Linked DNA regions of Homo sapiens: region 1 is linked to region 2. Evidence: chromatin contacts called from ENCODE Hi-C data. All regions are on one chromosome and are shown on one strand. The core of a region is the stretch at or near the end of the contact, and the rest is flanking DNA. Distances in the headings are between cores, read along the strand shown. Region 1 overlaps HEY2-AS1 (HEY2 antisense RNA 1). Region 2 holds the start of LINC02523 (long intergenic non-protein coding RNA 2523).

Evidence for each region. Hi-C counts contacts between places; a loop is a spot of excess contacts on that map. Pooled maps may share reads with other maps.
Region 1: a loop to region 2 is called in a map of heart right ventricle, with 2.6 times the contacts of the local background. The contact joins the enhancer-like site here to the promoter of LINC02523 in region 2. A Hi-C loop is called at or near these places in 7 of 168 maps with a recorded cell type or tissue (Right ventricle myocardium inferior, aorta, gastrocnemius medialis and 3 more) and 10 of 50 pooled maps.

What each region holds. Positions count from the first base shown.
Region 1 is chr6:125,582,264-125,586,735 of GRCh38, reverse strand. All of the region lies in intron 4 of HEY2-AS1 (HEY2 antisense RNA 1), which reads left to right. Among named protein-coding and RNA genes, the nearest start is that of LINC02523, 90 kb to the left of the region's middle. Within about 2 kb of position 1,980, at least 6 of the 41 ENCODE cell types and tissues checked have a DNase peak (open chromatin) inside an H3K27ac peak, as active enhancers do; they include gastrocnemius medialis, heart right ventricle and psoas muscle, where a contact is called at or near this core.
Region 2 is chr6:125,672,896-125,676,937 of GRCh38, reverse strand. It overlaps LINC02523 (long intergenic non-protein coding RNA 2523), which reads right to left and starts at 2,585. Exons shown (of 4, transcript NR_038906.1): 1 at 2,463-2,585. The region is part of intron 2 of HEY2-AS1 (HEY2 antisense RNA 1); the gene reads left to right.

The DNA of each region.
Region 1 (4,472 bases), core at 731-3,230, 90 kb after region 2:
TTTCTACAAGACTGTCCCTTCTTTATTGAACTGAAGCATAAAAACAATTTCCTCTAGGTCTTCGCATCTTCTCTTCTGAAGGCTCTCATGTCATGTAAAACTTTTATTAAATAAATGCATTATGCTTTTTTCTTGTTTACCTGTCTTTTGTTATAGGAGTGTTGGTCGTGATCCTGTGATGGATGAGAAAATATATTCCACCTTTCTGTTCTGCCAAAACAAAGAATAATTTGAAGCTCAGGAGACTGTTTTTCTTGTGACTGGTGAGCAGGCAGCCCTTTAGCTCTATCTGCTCAGGACCCACGTGTGTATACCTGAGACTGGTTCAGAAGGGCACAGCATCATCAGGACAGGGGTCTCTGGGCTGCCAGCTTTCAATGGGCAGGCGATCCATGAGTGGCTCTTATCAGGACAGGATTGCGTTCTGAAAACCTCAGGGCCTAGCAGTGTCTGACTCAATGTAGGTGCTCACTAAATGTTTATTGAGTGACTAATGAGTGGAGAAGCTGGCTAAGGTCATGACTACACATCACTAAACATTTAAAAGAAAGAACAAAATACAGAAATGTGATGAACAATTTCCTATTCAGATACCTGGAGAGTTAACATTTTAAAGACTACATGATCTGAAAGACTACTTCTGGTGCCCAAATCCTGCAACTGTTTTTGAAATGGTAGACTGCGTTTTCTTCTTCTGAGAGATATTTAAGCATTTTGTGGTCATTCTTCGAGAGACCTGGGGAAGTACCAAGGCCTGAGAAGACGGCAGAAAGTTTCTTATTGGTAGAATTTGAACAGCAGGAGCAGCTGAATGTGTTTTTCTCCTGATACAACAGGGCTTTCTTGAGTTAAAAACTTGTTTTGAAGTGATCATAGACAACACATGTGATGAGAATGCTTTGTGTGTGTGTGTGCTACAGGGGTGGAAGAGGTTGTGGCATCATATGTGTGGAGTGCTACATGAAAGAAGTTTCAGATCACAGGTCCCGGTGCCTAGGGACATCCATTGTGGGCATGGACCTCAAGCCAAGGTACAGCACAGAGTACATGGCCTCTGCCCATGAGCAACATGTGCAGCCTCCAGCAACGTGCCACCCAGGTCATTGCACTTTATCACACTCCAAAATCGTGACCTCATAGGGCTGAGAGCTTTGACATTTGGTCAAGCGTACCTTTCTGGTCATTTGAAACTATGTCAGGTAAACAAAATATAACTTCTTCATTATCACTGGTGTTGTGGAGAGGACAAATGGGCAGGCAGGGAAGATCTCTATAAAGACTTAAAAACCCATAAGCCATTTTGGACATCAAACATCAGTTGCAAAGTACCACTTTGATGAGTTAAGAGTAAGTGAATGAGAACCAGATGGATTAAATTCCCCTTGAAATACACATTGGATTAAAAATTAAGAGAAGTCGTGCTAGATATATCGCATTGTTTCAACCACTAGCCAAAGTATTTAAAACAAAAGAGATATTTGACAATTTAGTGACAGTTCGCCCATCTCTAGATTCTGAATTTGAATTTGGCTGCATGAGTAGTTGGAGAGAAAGTTTTATGTACATGAAATAGAAAAATATTTCTTGGAATACCTACAGTAGACCAGAGGAAAAAAATACCTTCAATATGTATTTTATTTACTTGCTTAGGTAAATAAGTGAACATAAAATTCCACAGAAAATGTTTATCAAGTTACAAGTGGGTAGAAACGAACAGTTGCATGTGTGTACATATGAACTGGCCCAGGCACTTAATTAAAGATGCTTGATCATGTTTGACAGATCTTAATAGGTACTTAAAATGCGAACACACACACAAAGACATTTACACATCTGTGTGGCGCGTCCTGACCCTGACATGTTGATCAGCCCTTCAGAGAGTTGCTTTTCTTAGTGATTACTCACTGACATGTGACCCTCCACACAGGCTGCCTGTCCCGCTGTGACAGCAGGCAGGCCTGAGCTGCAGGCACTTGGAGAACAAGATCCCGGCATCTCAGTGCCCTCTGGCTTCCATGCATAAGCTGCTGAGTAAACAAAGGGACACGAATTTTATGCCGAATAGCTCAGTGGTGTTCCTGCAACAGGGTTTGCTCTGTTTATTTACTCGCAGTTCTGCAGAACTCCCTTGGGCATGTTTGAGGCGGAGGCTCTGGATGCCCAGACAGTCTGTCTAGAGGTAGGAATGGCTTCATGAAACACTATCACCCTCACTTGGGTCTTCTCTATGTCCTTGAAAGTGCTGTTCAGTCCTTTTCCTCAGAGGGTGTGTGCCAAGACAAATGTTCTAAGTGCAAGTTGTGAACCATCCAGATTTGTATTGAATTCACAGCTCACCATTTGCTATCTGAACTAGAAAAAGTGACTCATTTTTTGAACCTCAGTTTCCTCATCTAGGAAATGAGCTTAGCAATATGTCCTCACAGGTTAGTGGTGAGAGAACATGTGAAAAGTGCCTGGGATGTGGTCCTGCTCCAGACATGGATGCCATCCATTTTATTAAGTGGAATAATCTTTTTTTCCTTTGGTCAACAAACATGGTTGGCCAAAGTGAGTGAAGCAACCTCACTGTCATATCCTCTCTTTGGTCACTGAGACCAACATGGTAAATCCTAAAGTTATACTGAGCACAGCCCCTAGAGTCACATAGTTTTGACATCCCATCAACATTTCACTGGTTGCATGAGAACGTTTGCAGTCTCCCAGCACTCTTGAGGTTCACAGTCCAGGTCAGATGAAATTCACTGAGTCATTAAAAGGGGAAGTAAGAATAGGTTACCAATTTTTAGATTTAATTTTTTGATGATTCTTGTTTTATTAGCCCCATATATAAAATATAAATTTTTACATGGATATGACACTAAAAGCACACTGAAGGAAAAAAATAAATTGAACTACCTCAAAATTTAAAACTTCTGTGCATCAAAAGACACAAATCACATAAATGTGTATAAACACTATCCGTCAACTAAAAATAAAAAAAGGAGCTGGGCGCAGTGGCTCACGCCTATAATCCCAACACTTTGGGAGGCCAAGGTGGGCAGATCACCTGAGGTCAAGGAGTTCGAAACCAGCGTGGCCAACATGGCGAAACCCTGTCTCTACTAAAAATACAAAAATTATCTGGGCGCAGTTGTGGGCACCTGTAATTCCAGCTACTCGGAAGGCTGAGGCAGGAGAATGGCTTGAACATGGGAGGCGGAGGTTGCAGTAAGCAGAGATTGCACCATTGCACTCCAGCCTGGGCGACAGAGCGAGACTCCGTCTCAAAAAAAAAAAAAAAAGGAAAAAAAAAAGACACAATCAACTGTGTGAAAAGGCAACCCACAGAATGGGAGAAAATTTGCAAATCATATATATATCTCTGATAAGGAGTTAATATCCAAAATATATAAAGAATTCCTACAACTCAGCAACAAAGCTAGCAACTGAATTAAAAAGTGGTAAATGACTTGAAAAGACATGTTCCCAGAGAAGATATACAAATAAACATATAAAAATATGCTTAACATCATTAATCATTAGAGAAATGCAAATCAGAACACAATGAGATATCACTTCACACCCATTAGGATGGTTATCAAAAAACAGAAAATAACAAGTGTTAGGATGTGGAGAAACTGCAACCCTTGTACACTGTTGATGGGCATGTAAAAACGTGTAATGGCTATGGAAAACAGTATGGTAGTTTCTCAAAAAATTAAAAAGGGAATTACCAGTAATTCCACTTCTGGGTAGGTACCAAAAATAATTAAAAGTGGGGTCTGGAAGCTATTTTTACAACCATGTTCATAACAGCATTATTCATAATAGCTAACAAGTATCCATGGACAGATGAATGGATAAACAAAATATGGTATATGCATACAATGGAATATTATCCAGCTTTGAAAAGGAAGGAAATTCCTACACATGCTACAACACGGATGAACTTTGAGGACATTATGATAAATGCAATCAGCTAGTCACAAAAGGACAAATACTGTATGATTCCACCAATATGAGGCCCCTAGAGTGGTCAAATTCGCAGAGACAGAAAGGAGAATGGTAGTTGCCAGGAACTGGGGGAGAAGGGGGAATAGGAAGTCATTGTTTAATGGGTATACAGTTTTAGTTTTGCAAGATAAAAGAGTCCTGGAGATTGGGTGCAAAATAATGTAAATGTATTTAACACTACTGAACTGTACACTTAAAAAGATCAAGATGGTAAATTTCATGTTATATGTATTTTACCCAATTTAAAAAATCAGTTTATACAAGAGAGATTCTAGTGCCCTCATGGAAGTGTCTTTGCTAAAAAGCGATGAACCTCAAAAAATATGAATACTCAGAAAAAAATATGAATACTCAACCTTAAGAAAAAGCATTGAAAGTAATGTTAAATACCTGTTTTCAATGTGTTTCCAACATGTTGATATGGCAAGAAGTGAATCCAGTTCAGAAATAGAAATTAATAGAGTTGAAATGTTGCA
Region 2 (4,042 bases), core at 1,336-3,835:
TGCTCCATGACTTAGTATCATGTGACACTGAAAAATTAGGAAAATAATCCACAGAAAGAGGCAAATATATTTACCTTAATTGAAGAGGAGCCGTGATATGTATACAACATAAAAGTAAATATCTTATTCATTTAAGTACACTTAGGTTTTTTTTGTTACTGACTAGAAATAATTAAAAATCTTGACCTCCTAAGAAATTTGTTGAGGGAGAGAGAAACTAGCTCTCTCAAATCAGGGGGAAAAAATCCAAACAACCAAGCTAGAAATATTGGAATTTCTTTAAAGTTCTGAGGGAAAACATACAATATAACATTTATAGCCATCTTTACATTGTTCAAAGTATTGCTTCTTGGATGGATCTGTCTCAGGCATGAAGTGAGTTCAACACCATAACTCCCTTTTGGTGTGGCAAGAACAGAAGAAAAAATGAACAGTTCTCACAAAGGCACTTCAAAAATGAGGATCATAGGATAGTGGTGTTTATTTAAAAGTTTACATATTCTGAGCCCTTTTAAAAACAAGATGAACCAGTAATGTTTTGTCTGTGCTGTTACTGAAATCTACAGTTTAAGAACTGAGCCTATGACCTGTGGGCTTCTAAGATCCTATTCAGCCAAGGTGAGCACTCTCAAGGGAACAATTCCTTATACTTGGCTTTCACTTTTATCTGGAAAATCAAGGCTGGGGCCATAACACAGCAGTTGTGGCAAACGGTGTCTAGATGGTCACTATCCACTATTCCCTAATTGACTGAGGCTCTTGGAGTCTTAGGAATGTAGAAGCAGTGATGAAGGTGAATAACTAGCAACAGCTTTGAGACATTCCCACAGTTTTCTTGGATGGCTGCTAGAACCAGACTCCAGAGACAATAAACAAAAAACTGGTAGTAAAATGGGAGGAGATAATGTTCTGAGCTAAATACAGTCTGAAAGACTCCATGTCTAGAAATAGGGTTTTATATGCCACTCAGGAGTTCTTTGGATCTCTTTTTGAAAAATGAACTCATCGTCTAGCATTTGAGGCACTTGTTCTTTGAGCCAATTTAGGTCTGCCTTGAAGTTCTCCCATTCTCTCTGATGGATAGCTCTCTGATCTTTATTGAAGATCAAGGCAGTGAGGAAATAGGGTTGACTATGGTATACAGAGCTTGAACGAGAAATAAAGTTAGAACATGGGTTGCCAGAGCCAGGCATGCAATCTATGCTTGCAGGTGAGGAGACACCAAGATCTCATTACATGGATGGTTTGCATATTTGGAAGGGAAAGCAAGAATAACTGACATGGGAAGGAAAGGCAAATCTAGAGAAAAGAGTAAATGCTTGGAATTGCTTCTGGGAGTGAGGACCACCAATTCATGGTAAACTGTCTTACCCTCTTGAGTTAAGTTGCTCTAATTAAGCTTCCAGAACAGAAGGTGTTGAAGGAGTTAGAAACTAGATCACCAAGGTTTTCTTGTTGTTTAACCTGATTTGCATGACCTCTAGAAGATATGTTTAGCATTACAAGCCTCTATGAATAGATATTTTGTCCATTTTTCCTGAAAAGGGGTGTTATAGTTTGGGTTCCCAGGAATCAGACTCTGATACACTGAGATTTGTGTACAGTGGGTGTGTTGGGAAGGGTTCTTGGCAACAATATCTTTGAGGGGTAAAGAATGCAAGATTAGGCAGAGAAGAAGCTGGATTACAAAGATGTTGCAATAAAAGTCTTAGCTATTCCTATGGGGAGTGCTGGAGCTGGGGTAGTCCTTGGGCCGAGGACGTCAGTTCTTTATAAAAATCAGTCACCAGATGAGCAAGTAAAGGATTTTTATCCCTATTGGGCAGATAAAGAAACAGGCACAGGGTTGAAAACTAACTGCCCAAAGTCACATAACTTTTAAGAGGAATAGCTGCAGGTTATTTCTGCTGAGGCCCAACTCCAGACACATGGTTGAGCCAGATAATACATCACCCCTGGCAGAGGGGTACAGGATATGGTCTCCCATCGAACAGTGACCTAAGTAAAATAAATGTGCCTCTGAATTTCTGTAAAATTTAAATGTGCATATCTTTTGGTTTTGCATAATATAGAAAATTTTATATATTTAATAAAAAATTATTTTTGACTGGTAAAATTTTCAAACAATTTTTTTGACACCAAGATTTTGTCTTTTGACTTATAGCTTAATGGTAACTTCAGAATAATACTCTTCTTAGATCTCATGTTAGCTGACCTTTTCTTAAAAATAGATCAGAAGACCATCTCAATGTGCTAAATACTGTCCCTTGAATTAAAGTACACCAAAATAATAAATGTTGTGTAACTTTTATAGTTTATAGAGTTCTCCACATAATCCACACAGTGTGGGTTTGAGGTAATGTTGCCAGAGCATAAATGTGAAATCCATGGCTGTGAAAAGTTGTGAGATTTGCCTGAGGTTACAGTCATTGCAGGTGATCCCGGCCTCCTGTACACCTTACCTGGGTCTGCATGTCCCATGTGCTCCATACGCTGCCTCACTCCAGCGAACATTCCGCGATGGCTCTGTATCCAAGAAGTAGGGTGTTGTACTTATGAATCAATGGAAGGACCAAGGCCCCTGTGCTTTCAGTGTGAGAGGAGCAGCCAAAACCACTGCAAAGAGGGGTTGGAAATCTGATCTCCCATGAGAGCTGAGGAAAAAAATTGCTTCTGGAAAGGGATGAAAGGTTTTAATATAACTCATTATCTGTTTTCTTTGGATGAACTTTCTGCTATTAGTCAACGTGATTTGGGCTTGGATACCACATTAGAACCGGTAACAGAAAATATTGATCCTACAACTTGTGAGAAGCCTGAAATGGGTATGAGTTTATCTCAACACTTCCATAAATGGCAACTTGCATTCCAGTTATTTGAAACTTTCTTTATTATTATTATTTGAAAGGGATCCAGCTAAAACATAATTTGTTTGGATTCTTGGGTCAACGATTTTACTTCTACTGGCAAAAAATATACTACATAAAATGGCTATGTATATTTTTCTTAACTTTCCTTTCCTTTTTGGTCACTTAGCCAGAGTGAGGTCCTGGAGAATATTCTGCACATGCTTTAGTGTGGGGAAAATGAGTGTATGTGTGAGAGACAGAGCAAGTAAAGGGAGCTGGCTGCATCTCAATGTGTTAGATAACGATGAGCTTGGCTTGTTAAATAGACCAAACCTGTGAGGAACAGCTCTGAAAGTGTTTGGCTAGGGTTTGCTCTCACAGCGCTTAGTAACACTAATAGTGCTAATAACACTTAATAGCACTTCGTAATACTGCTTAATAAGTGTGATGTAGTGATGTGTGTATCAACTAGTAAGTGTTGGAAGATGACTTCCTGGAGATAGTGGTCGAGACCATGGCAGCACCCAGACTCCTTGTCCTCCAGAGTGGTTGTCATGGAAAGTGCCACAAGGCTGCAGTACACTGCTAGGTGGGTCTAACCTCTGGTCAGGCCAGGGTAGTGCCACTTTTGTTGGGGACAATGACCAAAGTTGTGTTGCTGCCAATAATAAAGATAGACATTTTTAGAGCAGATGAACAGGACAAGAAAAGATGATGGACAGTTCCTAGGTTCTCTATGGTTACAATGAAAGCAGTTTTGTATAGAGTTGAAATGTCCATGGGTATACAAAAAAATTTACTAAGTGTTGTCAACGAGTGAAAGCACTAATTATAACAACTTGGGAAATAAAATACCAGTGTTAGAAGTCTTATCATATGACAATTGTAGTAATTTTAAAGAGAATTAACAGGTTTTGGGGCTTGAGGGTTACAGAAAATATTCAGGGCTGAATCCAATAATTGGGTTGCAGGTGTTAGTGCTGAAAACCTTAAAAATGTTCATAAACTTGATTGAGCAGTTGCTTCTGGGAATTAATCCTAAATAAATAATGAAGAATACATGCAAACAACTACAAGAATTGTCTTTGAAACTTGTTTATATTAGTTAAAAATTGGAACAACGAAATGTTGAAAACCAGAGATTTGTTAAATAGGTTATGATATAATAGAATCTCATTTAGTCATTAAATATG